Linked DNA regions of Mus musculus: region 2 is linked to region 1. Evidence: chromatin loops called from intact Hi-C (ENCODE). Cell type or tissue: gastrocnemius. All regions are shown on one strand.

Evidence for each region. Hi-C counts contacts between places; a loop is a spot of excess contacts. Peaks named below come from ENCODE experiments on the same cell type or tissue, not always from the same donor. Only the 100,000 strongest peaks of a DNase experiment are listed, where the experiment ranks them.
Region 2: a loop joins it to region 1, with 3.0 times the contacts of the local background. A loop is called at or near these places in 6 of 42 quality-filtered maps.

What each region holds. Positions count from the first base shown.
Region 1 is chr17:33,212,827-33,216,826 of GRCm38, reverse strand. It overlaps Olfr1564 (olfactory receptor 1564), which reads left to right and starts at 476. Exons shown (of 1, transcript NM_001199062.1): 1 at 476-1,566. The coding sequence starts at 476. The coding sequence ends at 1,432. In gastrocnemius, no CTCF peak of the experiment used is centred here; no DNase peak of the experiment used is centred here.
Region 2 is chr17:33,302,961-33,306,960 of GRCm38, reverse strand. Zfp955b (zinc finger protein 955B) reads right to left here. Exons shown (of 4, transcript NM_001142957.1): 4 at 2,272-4,000. The coding sequence ends at 3,765. It also overlaps the pseudogene Zfp422-ps. Among named protein-coding and RNA genes, the nearest start is that of Zfp955b, 15 kb to the right of the region's middle. In gastrocnemius, no CTCF peak of the experiment used is centred here; no DNase peak of the experiment used is centred here.

The DNA of each region.
Region 1 (4,000 bases):
AACACACACACACACACACACACACACACACACACACACACACACACACACTAGCATACCGTGATCCTTTTTAAATATGGGTTGTAGAAGTGAACTTAGATCCATATGCTTGCATGGCAAACAATCTAATAACTGACTTATATCCCTAGAGCCTTATTATTCTTCTTTAAATAACAGCTATTTGTATGATGTGTATATGTTGTATTAGATATTTTAAGTCACCTAGACATAATTCAAAGTCTGGAAAGAATCTGCATAGACTATGCAAATATCAACTCATTTTACATAATGCACTAGAGTAGCCAAAGATGGTGCATGGTGGTGAGACCTGAGAAAGTTAAAGAAGCCTCTCAGATATCCTTCTAAGAACAACACACACACACACACACACACACACACACACACACACACACATACACACACACACTAGCATACCGTGATCCTAATTAGTGATATTCCTTCATCCTTTTCAGATATGGCTGTCATGTTGGGGCTAAATTACACCTTTGTGTCAGAGTTCATCCTCATTGGCTTCTCTACCTTCCCTCATCTTCAGCTGATGTTCTTCCTGCTGTTCCTGCTCATGTACCTCTTCACACTGCTAGGCAACCTGCTCATCATGACCACCATCTGGAGTGAACACAGTCTCCACACACCCATGTACCTCTTCCTGTGTGCCCTCTCCATCTCTGAGATTTTCTACACCTTTGCCATCATCCCACGCATGTTGGCTGACCTGCTCTCCACACTTCACTCCATCGCCTTTCTGGCCTGTGCCAGCCAGATGTTCTTCTCCTTCACATTTGGCTTCACCCATTCCTTTCTACTCACCGTCATGGGCTATGACCGCTACGTGGCCATCTGTCACCCACTGAGATACAATGTGCTCATGAGCCCCCGTGGCTGTGCCTGCCTGGTAGCCTGGTCCTGGGTTGGTGGATCATTCATGGGGACAGTGGTGACAACAGCCATTTTCAACCTCACATTCTGTGGACCCAATGAGATCCACCATTTCTTCTGCCATGTTCCACCTCTATTGAAGTTGGCATGTGGAGAGAATGTATTGGAGGTGGCAAAGGGTGTAGGAATAGTGTGCATCACAGCCCTCCTGGGCTGCTTTCTCCTCATCCTCCTCTCATATACCTTCATTGTAGTTACCATCTTGAAGATACCATCAGCTGAGGGTCGGCACAAGGCTTTCTCCACATGTGCATCCCACCTCACAGTGGTGGTTGTACATTATGGCTTTGCTTCTGTCATTTACCTCAAGCCTAAGGGCCCCAAGTCTCTGGGAGGAGATACTCTGATGGGCATCACCTATACAGTCCTCACCCCCTTCCTTAGTCCCATCATCTTCAGTCTCAGGAACAAGGAGCTGAAAATAACTATGAAGAAAGCTTTCCTCAACAAATTATTTCCACAGAACTCCTAAAGACAATGGCTTACCAGTGGGAGTGTAGTAGGGAAAAATTCTTTTACTCTTCTCCCTTTGTCCTTCCATTCTGCTTCTCTTTTTCTATACATTCTCTTCTCCTCTCCTCTCCTTTTCTTTTTGTTCCTTTCCCCTCCCATCTTCCTCCTTCCCCTTTTGTCACACTCCCAAACTTAACATACCATATAATTTACCATTTTACCATTCATACAATCAGTATCTGCCACTTTAGAACGTTATTTTTAAAATCTCATCTAACCCCTTCCTGTGAATCCTAGCCCAGTGTTGTACAAATATAATCTTAGTACTTGGTAGACTGAAACACGATAACAAGAACAAGACCAACCTCAATTATACTGTGAGGTAAAGGCATACCTGGGCTACATAATGAGGCTCTGTCTCAAAGAGCAGGGAGAGGAAGAGAGATCTTTTGTGTATTTGTGTATGTGCTGGTGTGTATGTATGTATAAACTCATCAGGAACACTACATACCTTTTCCTTCTCCTTCTCCTTCTCCTTCTCCTTCTCCTTCTCCTTCTCCTTCTCCTTCTCCTTCTCCTTCTCCTTCTCCTTCTCCTTCTCCTTCTCCTTCTCCTTCTCCTTCTCCTTCTCCTTCTCCTTCTCCTTCTCCTTCTCCTCTTTCCCTTTCCCTTTCCCTTTCCCTTCTTTCCCTTTCCCTTTCCCTTTCCCCTTCCCTTCTTTCCCTTTCCCTTTCCCTTCTTTCCCTTTCCCTTTCCCTTTCCCTTTCCCCTTTCTCCTCTCCCTACTCCTCTCCTCACCCACTTCCTCTTTTTTCTTCGTATTTTGGTTTTTTCAAAACAAGGTTTGTCTGTGTAGCATTGGCTTTTCTAACTCATTCTTTAGACAGGCTGGCTTCAACCTCAGAGATCTGCCTGCCCCTGCCTCCTGAGTGCTGGGATTAAAGGCGTGTCCCACCACTACTTGGCATAACTGTCTACCTTTTATTTATGAGACAGAGTCTCTCACAAAATCTGGGATTCACCAAGTAGGGTCGGCTTGCTGACCTGCAAGTCCCAGGAATCATCCTGTTTCTGCCTCACTAGGGTTGGAATTACAAGTGTATACCACCACTTATGGTGAATATTGGGGGTCAAACTCAGATGTTCAACCTTGTGAGACAATCACTTTTCTGATTGAACCACTTCTCCAACCAGGAAGAAACTTTTAACGTTCAACCATTGCTCTTTTTCACTCATTCTCTCATGACCACTAATATACTGTATCTATGGATCTGTTTCTTCGAGGTGTTTTTAAGTTGATAAAATCATATACTATGTATTCTTTTATGGTGGCTCTTCCTACACAGCATCATGTCTTCAGGATTCTCTCACACTGTAATGTAGATTAGTGCTTTATTGCTTTTCATAGATACATGCTGTTACTCCACTGATTGGTGGTATACATTCACCCCACCAATTGATGGACATTTGCATTGTCTTCACCTTTGGGCTAGTATGAATTATGCTGCTATAAATGTTCATGCACAGTTTTTGTGGGAATGTATGTCTTCATAGCTTGTGTGTGTGTGTGTGTGTGTGTGTGTGCGTGTGTGTGTGTGTGCGTGTGTGGGCGTGTGTTTGTGTTGACATGGAATTTACAGGTGATAAAGTAAATTTATGTTTAATATTTTTGAGGAACTGCCATAGTGTTTTCCAAAGTAACTACCTCATTTTATATTTCTGCCATCTGGGTATGAGGCTTCTGAATTCTCTATGTCCCTGACAATTATTCATTATTTCCTGATTTCTGATTATAGTTACTCTGGTATATTTTCATGAATTTTATTGTATTCAAAAATCTTAAATTTTACGTTATTTATTGTGTGTATGTATGTAGGTGAACCGTGAAGTGGAGGTCAGAGGACAACTTTGTGGAGTCAGTTCTCTCTTCCATTTTACTGGGTTCAAACTCACTACTCTCCCTGCTTTCCATGGGCAGCACCTACACCCATTGAGACATTGTGCTGGCACCTTCATTTTAATTACATCTTGCATGGTAGCATTTGCCAGGCAGGCATTCTACTACTGGGCTATAGTCCCAGCCTTATTGGAATGTCCATACATTTTCCTGAAGAGTAAAAAACATATGAGTTATTTTACTTCATAGAGAAGGTGCGGTAATTAGTCCAATTTTAAAGATGAACAAACTGAACTATAAAGAGTCAGTTAGCAAAAGTTTTACTCATAAAGCTGCAAAGTTAGAGTGGAACTTAATTCTTTGCGTTGGTGTTGAGACTTAGAAGCATCTTTGCCATGGGTGATGAGTCGGGAGCCTGGCTTTTCTTAGACTGGGAAGGGAAGGTTCATGGAGAACAAGAGACAAAAAATCTGGAATGCATCAACCAAATGAGTGAAAAATGAAGGGACATACTCCTGATATGGTTTGGAAAGAAGCATTCAAGTGTAAGACTTGGGAGGGGGTACATTGTAAATGTAAACGAGCTGGCTATCATGTTTTAAGGGGAAGGTAGTAGATGTATTAATATAGAAAAGAGCATTATGAGTAAATATAGGGAAAGTTTTCATTATCTAGAACCAGCAATGTTTC
Region 2 (4,000 bases), 90 kb before region 1:
AGCTCTATAGTAGACTTAACACCACCCATAAAAAAATAACAGTTTCCTGACTGAAACACAACTGATTTGGCATAAGTTCAATTACCACAATTCAAAGAGTTCATCTTTTTTCTCTTTAAGGTAGTTTCTTCATGGTCTTCAAATATGAGCTCAAGTTTATTCTCTCATCTCAGTTTTATACAGCAGGGATGACAGTCATTTGCAGTCATACTTAAATTATTCACTAAGTTATGCTTTCAATGAAAAAAGAAGTAATATACAGTCAAGAAGTCTTGAGTAAGAATAGGCAAATATTATAAACATGCGTAACGTTTAATGAATTCTTTCAGGTCATGTCATCAATATTTCATTTACATATGTTATTTTGCTTATGGCATTTGCACTCACTTTTGCAAAATTCAATTATATAAGAAAATTTATCTCTTCACAACAGTCCTTTTCTTTTCTGAGTTTCATGTGGCTCAAGATGGCCTTGAAGTAGTTATGTTAACCCCCCTTTTTTTGGAACAGGGTCTAAGTATCCCTGGAGCTCTGCCCTGCCTAACTCTTTCTTCCTCCAAGTGGTGGAACTAAAGGTGTGTGCCAGCACACTTGGATCTCTCATGTTTTCAGTGACCACTGAATTTGGATGGAAATAGCCTTCTCCTAAATCTCACACTATAGTCAGTGTTGTAATTTTCTAGCCTCGGTCCCCACAGTGTTGGAATAAAAGGGATACACGCTGATGCCTGATGCAAGAGCAAGTGTGCATCTATGTACACTTGTACACGTGGGGGAAATTGTACTGATAAGTTTTATATTATGCCCAGTCTATCTCCATTCTTTTAAAGGCTTATTATCTCATGTATTTTGCCTATACGTATGTGTATGCGATGTTCAGAGCCCAGCAGAGGGTGTCAGATCACCAGGAACTGGAGTTACTGATGGCTGGGAGTCACCACATGGATGATGTGACTTGAACCCAGGTCCTCTGCAAGCACAGAAAGTAAACCACTCCTGAGCCATCTTTCAAGCCTCATCTATCCATGAGGTTTTTTGGAGAAAGTATACACAGAAAACTACAAAATATAAAACCTATTTAAGAAATCTCATTCATGGCGAGCCGGGCACCGTGGCGGCCTGCGTGAAGGGAATTCCGAGTTGCGTCACTCTAGGATATGAGACCTTAGTTCAGAAGACAGTAGGATCTCTTGCCGACACATTTGCCTACTCACCATGAGGTTAGGAAAGCCCAAAGGGGGTATTTCTTGAAGCGCCAGCCAAGGAAAAGCCTACGAGAGCAAGCGCAAGACAGCTCACCAGCGACAGAAATGGGGGGTGGCCATTCTTCGACTCGGGCTTGAGTAGACGGAGAAGGAACGTGGACGAGAAGCCTTACAAGTGTGCTAAATGCTCCAAGAGTTTCAGTCAGAGCTCCACGCTCTTTCAGCACAAGAAGATCCATACTGGGAAGAAATCCCATAAATGTGCCGATTATGGGAAAAGTTTCTTTCAGAGTTCTAACCTCATCCAGCACCGGCGGATCCACACGGGGGAAAAGCCCTATAAGTGTGACGAGTGTGGAGAGAGATTCAAGCAGAGCTCCAATTTCATCCAGCACCAGAGGATCCACACCGGCGAGAAGCCCTACTGCTGTGATGTGTGGCCGGTGCTTTAGCCAGAGTTCCCACCTCATCCAGCACCAGGGAACCCACACCGGAGAGAAGCCCTACCAGTGTGAGGCGTGTGACAAGTGCTTCAGCCAGAGCTCCCATCTGAGGCAGCACATGAAGGTGCACAAAGAAAAGAAGCCATGTAAGAGGGGCAAAGATGCCAGAGTGAAAACTCACCTGGTGTCCTGGAAAAGGGGCAAAGGGAGGAAGGCGGTGGCTGGGATCCGCCAGGTAAAGGGAGCCACTTCCGGCCTTTTAAAAAAGAAGTGAAAGGTAGAGGAGAAAGCCGCTCCGAAGAGTGGATGCTTTACAGTAGAGCACTTAGACACCGCTCCTCCCTAGCATGGAGACTTCAGGAGTTTCATGACAGTGCGCTGAAACTCTGAGTCTAGCTGCCCTCATTTCCTTTAAAAATAAATAAATTTATGTGACATGGAGCAGAAAGAACTGAAACAATAGTTTGGTAAGAATTTAATATTCTTAGCCTCAGTTGAAATCGCTTCCCTCCATTTTGATAAAAAGCATCATGTTTTCATGATCCACTGGCGTGCCAATGGTTACTCTTATTTTTAGGAATTTCTGTATACGAAATCATTAAAGAAAGAAGGAATGAGTTTTCAGATTCTAGGATCGACTATATTTTATGTTTTTAATGTTTTGTAGTTTATTAACCATTAGTATCAGCATTGACTCAGTATTTGACATAGTAAAATGCATTCACATTCATAGATTTTGGTTTTTATTAGTGTATATTGTATGAGGTAATGAGCTTCCTTTTCTCCAATGTGTATGAGGTACCTGTATGATGTGCTCTGATCACACCCACCCTTACCCTCGCCCGCCTCCTCCTGGTTCTCCTTTTATCCCAGAGAGTTCCCCCTCCATTTAAAATGTTGCCCCTAGCGGCTGTGAATGACAGACAGTGTCCTTGGTTATTTTTCCGCATCCACTTTCCTGTGCCTACTGTAATGTTCTCTAGTTCGATCCATTCTCCAAGCAACAGGACTGTGGCTTTTCTTTTTCGACTCACAGTCTATTGTAGTGTTGAAGGCTTTAGCGACAACCCGCTTTTGTTTGTTTCTTTCCTTCTGCTATGTTAGTAAAGGGTGAGAAGGTCTCCATGTGGCTTTTTTGTTTTTGTACTTTTTTGTTTCTTACCATATTCTTAGAGATGTAAAGGAATCCAAAGTGAGAAACTGCAGACCTCCTGCTCCTGACCGCACTCCTTGAGAGGCTGATGCTGTCACTGCTCTGTCACTTGCTTTCTTGAAATGGGAATGGTTTGTGTTGAATCATGCCAGTGGCCTCACAGCGTCTGCATGAATAAACTCTGTTACCAGGAAACCTCGACTTACTTCCGGCTGAAGAACTACCATGTCATAGACTGAGCTTTGAATACCACCCATTGTCTAAAACATGTTTATCTACAAGTTACTGCCCAGCACACTGTAGCCCTGTTAGAACTTTTTTTTTTTTTACTTTCTAGCAATTGTTTAAGAAGATTAGCATACATCCTTCTTCCAATGCCAAGCATATGTTCCTGATCAGCCTTCAGTTAATTTTTGTTTATTGAATGCTAATGTTTTCTGATTTTTATAATATCAGTTCTTCCTGTATTAATGACAATTATCCTTAAAAATAAAGATTGAGATATTTTCGCGTTAAAAAAAAAAGAAATCTCATTCATTAAAAAAAGCAAGTTAAATGCTGATGGGATGGCTTAGAAGGGTCGTGTGGCTGAGACTGAGGATCTGAGCTCCATCACTGGGACTCACATAACGAAAATATGAGAACTGAATCCAGAAAGCTGTCTGCTGCTCCCCACATGTCCACTGAGGCATGAGTGTATTCTTGCCCCAAACCTCATGCAAATGAGACAAATGATAAACAAATAGTCTCAAAACCAAGTTGACTAGTTACACATAGCTTACATAGGTACAAGTTCTACCCAATGGGTTTCTTTCCATGACCGAGATTTTTCATGCCTTTGAAAGTGTAAGAAGCATGCAAACACTTTCCCACACTGCTTACATTTGTAGAATTTCTCTCTAGCACTATGAGTTCTTTCATGTATTTGAAGGGATTTGGAAAAGGTGAATGCCTGCCCACACTCTATACACACACATATGGTTTCTCTCTAGTGTGAATTTTTTCATGCTTGTGATGAGCACCCGAATGGGTGAAGGCTTTCCCACAATATTTACATGTATAGGGCTTCTCTCCAGTGTGAATTCTTTTATGCTTTCGAAGGTAAGAGGAAAGTGTAAACCCTTTCCCACACTGCTTGCAAATGTAGGTTTTTTCTGCATTATGAATTTGTTCATGGTTGTAACGGTTGCCCGCACTGC